2 separate regions of the Homo sapiens genome follow, and region 2 is linked to region 1. The links are chromatin loops, found by intact Hi-C in ENCODE. Cell type or tissue: PC-9. All regions are shown on one strand. Links, peaks and the distances in the headings refer to the core of each region. The heading gives the core; the rest is flanking DNA.

Region 1 (2,906 bases), core at 202-2,701:
ATTAATCCAGTGCCTGTCAACCTAAAATAATCAAAAGGCTCAGGATCTGGTTAAAAAGAGTTTTTTCAAGCATGGCATGTGAGAGCCGTCTTCTGGGGACACACGAACACCGAAGAATGGCAATCAGTACTCCCAGTGCAGGGGGAAAATGAAGATCACTTATATAGGCAAAAATAGAGGTGCTGAACAGAATTACGACGTTTTCCACACAAAGGCTAGTGTACAGATGTAAGATCTGATTGACCGCTATTGATTACACTCTCATGGGGTTGCTTAACATTCTATTGTAAAAAGGTAGCAGTCACAAGGGCCTCCTTCTCCAATGTCATTTACTCTAGGTTTGAATACAGACAAGGGAGTCTGGTTACTATGCAACATGTCAACACACAAGTCAGGAAGCAACTGTCTTTGCAGGAGAGAAGAAGAACAGCTATATCGCATGACCCAGTTTCCAAGGCTTAATTTTTCACTTCGGCATAATAAATTTAGAAAGCCCTGACATTTCATTTTCTTTTTTGTTTGTTTATTTGTTTTGTTTTTGTTGTTGTTATTGTTTTAGACGGAGTCTCGCTCTGTCGCCCAGGCTGGAGTGCAGTGGCGTGATCTCAGCTCACTACAACCTCCGCCTCCCGGGTTCAAGTGATTCTCCTGCCTCCGCCTCTGGCGTAGTTGGGATTACAGGCATGTGCCACCATGCTTGGCTGATTTTGTATTTTTAGTAGAGACGAGGTTTCACCATGTTGGTCAGGCTGGTCTCAAACTCCTGACCTCAGATGATCCACCTGCCTCGGCCTCCCAAAGTGCTAGGATTACACGCGTGAACCACTGCGCCCGGCCCCATTTTCCTTTTACCACTGCCCAGTGTGCACCCTGGAGTGGGAACACTCCATCTTCATTTCGTATGCTCTCTAGCATGCAATACAGTGCCTTGTACATAATATTTACTCAATAAATAGAACACAAAAGAGTGAAGGGCTGGTGGTGTGTGCAGAACAAACCTGGCACAGAAGAGAGCAGGAGGAGGCTCTTACAAGAATCCAGGCAGGATGTGATGGAACCCAAAACCAGCCACCAGCAGTGCTGAAGTAAAGGAAGGCACAAAGGACATAGATGCTGCAGAAGGACTCTACAAGACAGGGAGAATTACTGTATATGGGGTCAAAGGAGGAAGAGAAACCGAAAGTGGCCCCAAGGTCACCCCCAAGTTCCTAGGACAATTGTGTGCTTCAAGGGAGCTGAGAAGTCAAAGGAAAGAGCTGGCTAGAGCGGGAGAAGCTGCATTCAAGTTTGGAGAGGATGAGTGTGAAATATAGCTACCTGGGACTGGCCACTAGGGGGTCACAGACAAAGGCCTGGGGCCAGGGCAGAGCAGCCTGGGTCACTGAGAAACCCTCCTCCTCAGAAGCTAAAACGTATTACACCTGGCAGGCAGGTAAAGCAGGTAAGCTTAGCCCAGGGGCTCATACTTGAATAGGAACGGTGATTCTAACTGGGAGAGTCTGTGTATCACCCCCTAGCCCCAGTGGGGAGGTGATGTTTGGAATATCTAAAACAGATGGCAGGGAAGTTATTTTAGTTAGAGGAAGTGTCATTTGAAAACAAGCATAACCTGTATTTGAAATGAGCTGTCTTTTAGTCATGATACGAGTTTGGTATTTACATTTTTGAAAGTTAAAACATTAAGTGAGAAGGCAAGATATCTTTACATTTATTAAGTGGGAAGGCATGGTTATGAAACACTGAATTAGGTAGAAAAAAGATACATTAAAAATGGTTTAATTTAAACAGGCTGAGAACTTCATGAGCTTCAAGCTGAGCTCATGAAGATTATAAGTGGCCATGAGAACAGATGAAATTGATTTTGTTCTTGGTCAGGAAGACAAAGAGAAGATGCTGGGGGGAAGGAGGGGAGGGTGGGGCACACACCATCAGCCTTAGGTATCACATATCATCGTCTACAAAAAAACTATCCAAATAAAAAATGCTCCTGTTCAGGAAAGTCCAGAAATTCACTTCAATCTTCTTGGCTTCCCAGTGTAGACAGTGGTGGGAGCAGGAGTGGGCCCTTCCCCAGAGCTCTCTCGGTGACTGCAGTGTCCACCCCAGCAGCCTGTAGCTGTTTACCCTTTCTCCTTTCCACTTTGCTGGAATTTGTGAGAAATGGCATTTGGTGTCAAAAAATACATAAGTGCATGGGCCTCATGAGCCGCAACTGATGTTACCACGTGAAGGCTGGGAAGAAATATCACACATCAGCCCACAGGCAGTGCAGGATTGGTGAACTGAAGAGGGACGGGCTAAGCACTAGGTGGCTCAGAACCAGATGTGGCCCCCAGCCAAGGGAGCAGAAGCCTCAGGAGAAGGAAAATAAGAGACACCTGGTTGCAGTTATTGTGGCCAAAGCAAAGCCTATTGTGCCACATTCAGGGCTATATCCATCCAGTCGGTGAGAGTATGTGAGGCAGAGAGGCCAGGGACAGGCACAGAATGTCCAGGCGGGAGAATCACTTGCAAGAAAAGATGTCTGGGATTTGGTACCAGAGGGAGCCCTAAGCTCTCAGGCTAGGATAACGAATGTGAGTAAAACCCCAGGGTCCAGGTGTCCTGACTGCACTGGTTACCCACCTGCCAGCCTCTAGCCTTCATTTTCTATGTACCTGAGTGGCACCTCCTGTCACACCTAGCCATGGGACCTCATAGGTAGAGCTTGTTAAGGGTGTGACCTGGCCAAGAAAGGTGGGGACAGGTCGGATCTCCACAACCCCATCACACTGAGGGTCAGGGAGGGTCATGGCCACTTCTTAAAACATGACTCTTGTGGGTTCCTCATTAGAAGAGCCCACCAAACAGTCTTGTCCTCTGACAGCCCAATGAATGCTTTTTTGGATTCAGTTAGGCTACTTGGA
Region 2 (2,906 bases), core at 170-2,669, 250 kb after region 1:
CCCACAATGCCACACAGGACACCGACCAACAACTGAAAACGGTGACAGCTGCCCTTACCCGCAGCTCCCCAGCGTAGCCCTCCCCCATCGCAGCCAGACCGGCTTGCCCACTGCGCAGCAAGGCGGAGCCCCGCACAGCTAAGCCCGGGCGTGGTGCTCGCGGCGCCCTCTGCTGGCCGGGCCCACGGCCTCCTCCTGCGCACGCGCGCCGCCACCCCGGGACCAGACCTAAAGGGAGAAGGCGCGATCTGGGGCCCTCCCTCCGCACCCCCTCGCCCCGAGAAGCCCCAAACCCAGGTCTTTGACCCTCATGAACATCCTTTGTCCTTCCTCTCTCCTGCTCCCCCTGCAAACATTTTAGGCATCCCTAAATGATCACCAGCCCTCGCCTGCTCTCTTAGCAGGCCTCCAGGTGGGGTTAGAATTGTCAAATGCTGGCACAGGACGAAACCCTAATAATAATAACTATGATGATGACGGCAGCTGCTGCTGAGCGGGCACTTTGTGGTTACCTTAGCAACCTTCCACCATCCAGGAAGTGCAGCCCCTTCTTTCACAGGCGGCAGCTGCAGCCAGAGGCGTGCGGGGACTTCCCAAGGTCACACAGCAAGAATCCTAAGAAACCCGGGGTGTTTCCTCTGCCTACGTGGAGCTAACCCTGCCTCCAGAAGCAGGGGCCTTGAGATGGGAGCAGAGCGATCTGGTGCCCCGGAAACCCCACCCCCACCCCCACCTTGCCCCATGCGCAGCGAACGTGGCTACATTTCCTATCGTTTGTCCAACCCATCATTTTGCCTTTGGGAAAATTGCAGGGGAGGTGGAGGCCAGAGGACAGGGAGACAAACGTTCGTGGGCATCTGCCACGAGCACATTTGCCACGCTTTGTGACAGGCCCTTTCCCGTTACACACCACACCTGCCCAGGACCGCAGCACAGAACCAGGACCCAAACCCGCCGACTCCCTCCCTAGTGCTCCTTCCTCACCCCCCACCCCCTCCCCCCTCCGCAAGTTCTCTCTTGGAAAAGGGGCCGCTGGGAAGGGGAGGAAACGCACTCACTACAGGACTCCAGGTGGGGTCCAGAGGCTCTGCCCCTGGTGCCTCTTCCCCAGCCCTAAAGCCCCCAGCCCTAGAGAGGGGACCCTCCTGCACAACATCTCCAGGGGACCGGGTACTCCACTAGGGTCGAGAAACGTTGAATAGTGCGGTGGGTGCGGGAGGCGCGCCTAGGTGCCGAAACCCGGTCTGTGCTGCCATCCTGTGGCCATTGCAGGAAGTGTGCCTGTCAGGCCGCTCTGCATTGAACCTGAAATGCCGGGTCACCCTTGGGTTGAGTGAAACCGGGCCCCATGCTGAGGCTACAAGGGACATAGAAAGGGACAAGACGCAGCCCGTGCCCTGAAAGAGCTTACAGTTCGGTAGGATGGCCTTCAAATGACATGATCCAACACTCAACTCGGCGCCAGATACCGCCCAAAATAGAAGATCGTGCAAAAGGTTCCAAAAGGTGGAGGCAGCCTGCCCCGAAGCACATCGAGAAAGCCCTCCTGCAGCAAAGCCGTGTCGAGACTGGGCCTTACAGGGCAGGCGGGGCTGGGGCAAACAGAGATGAAGGAAGGCGCTCCAGGCGGAGAGACCAGCCTGAGCAAAGGCACAGGGGCAGGAAACACGGATTCTCAGGAATCCAGCTTGTCCCAAGTCTAGGTCAACTGTGAAGGGGAGAGCAGCATGGCCAGGTCCTCCAGTGCCCAGGTAGGAGGTTTCACTTAACCCTTTAGGCCACGCGGCCAACAAAGGTCTTTGAGCAAGCCAGCAGCTTGACCAGAAGTCTGTCCAGGAAAAGAGCATGATAGCTGGGGAACGGGGGCAAATGGGTGAGGTTTCAGAGCAATTAGGAAGGAAGGAGAACAGGAGGAGGCATGAGCGACGCGGATGGTGGTGCCACTGGCAGAGCTGGGAAGTCAGGGGCCACGCAGGGGAGACCAGGGCTGGGGTTTAAGTTCCTGGCAGAACATCCCAGTGAAGACGTCCTTCAGGAAGCCAGAAAGAATACATTAATAAAAGAGGAAGTAATAGTTATTGCTCATATGTGTACAGACTTTATAGTAAATAAAGCAGCTTAATCCATCATGCATTTGACTCATATTTTATTTATTTATCTTTTTTTTTTCTTTTTGAGATGGATAAACCCCACCCCCTTGCCCACCCTCGTGGTCTGGCCCCTGTGCACTGCTCCGGCCCCTCCCCTTCCCAGTGTCTTATGATGGCCTCTGGGCCTTTCTAGTCAGCTTGGGCCCACGTCTTCCCTTTGCCTGGCTGAGCTTCACTTGCCCTGTGGTCTTAGCTTAGTGGTTCCTTTTTCCAGGAATCCTTCCTATACCTTGCAGGTTGGGTTGGGTGCCGTAGCTGTGATGCCCCTGCCCCGTACACCCTTGACATTTGCCCATCATGGCCTGTATGGTGCGTGACTGTGGTCTGTCTCCCCACCAACTTTACTTCAGTGTGGCGGCTGGGTCTTATTGACCACTCACCCCAGTGGCCTGCTCAGTATCAGTCAATGAACATTTCTTGAATGGAAGACCTGAGTGAGGAATGTGAAGCCCTGCGGGACCTGCTGGCACAGCGCAGCAGCCGAAGCGGGGGCAGACAGAGGCATCCGGGAGGGCCAGAGCTGGTCTCTGAAGGCTGGTCTCGAACTCCTGACCTCATATGATCCACACACCTCAGCCTCCCAAAGTGCTGGGATTACAGGTGTGAGCCACCACACCCAGCCTGGAAAGTTTATTTATTCAGGTCTGTTGCAGCCTCACTTCCCAGTCTGTGAAGATAAGAGCTAATTTCTCATCCAGAGAAGGGACCTCCGAGAGGAATCTTTATGGCTTACTGCATACAGGAAAAGACAGGTCA

The links. A loop is a pair of places that touch in the nucleus more often than their neighbours do. Peaks named below come from ENCODE experiments on the same cell type or tissue, not always from the same donor. Only the 100,000 strongest peaks of a DNase experiment are listed, where the experiment ranks them.
Region 2: a loop joins it to region 1, with 6 times the contacts of the local background. A loop is called at or near these places in 7 of 110 quality-filtered maps.

The regions. Positions count from the first base shown.
Region 1 is chr17:41,416,361-41,419,266 of GRCh38, forward strand. No RefSeq gene overlaps it. Among named protein-coding and RNA genes, the nearest start is that of KRT37, 6.8 kb to the right of the region's middle. In PC-9, for the core only: CTCF peaks have their summits at 1,334 (motif pointing right) and 1,537; DNase peaks (open chromatin) are centred at 1,501 and 1,961; H3K27ac peaks cover 2,500 bases.
Region 2 is chr17:41,665,904-41,668,809 of GRCh38, forward strand. No RefSeq gene overlaps it. Among named protein-coding and RNA genes, the nearest start is that of EIF1, 22 kb to the right of the region's middle. RefSeq lists enhancers at 1-327, 358-487, 1,358-1,587 and a silencer at 58-297. In PC-9, for the core only: CTCF peaks have their summits at 196 (motif pointing left), 402, 1,261 (motif pointing left) and 1,460; a DNase peak (open chromatin) is centred at 1,268; H3K4me3 peaks cover 962 bases; H3K27ac peaks cover 490 bases.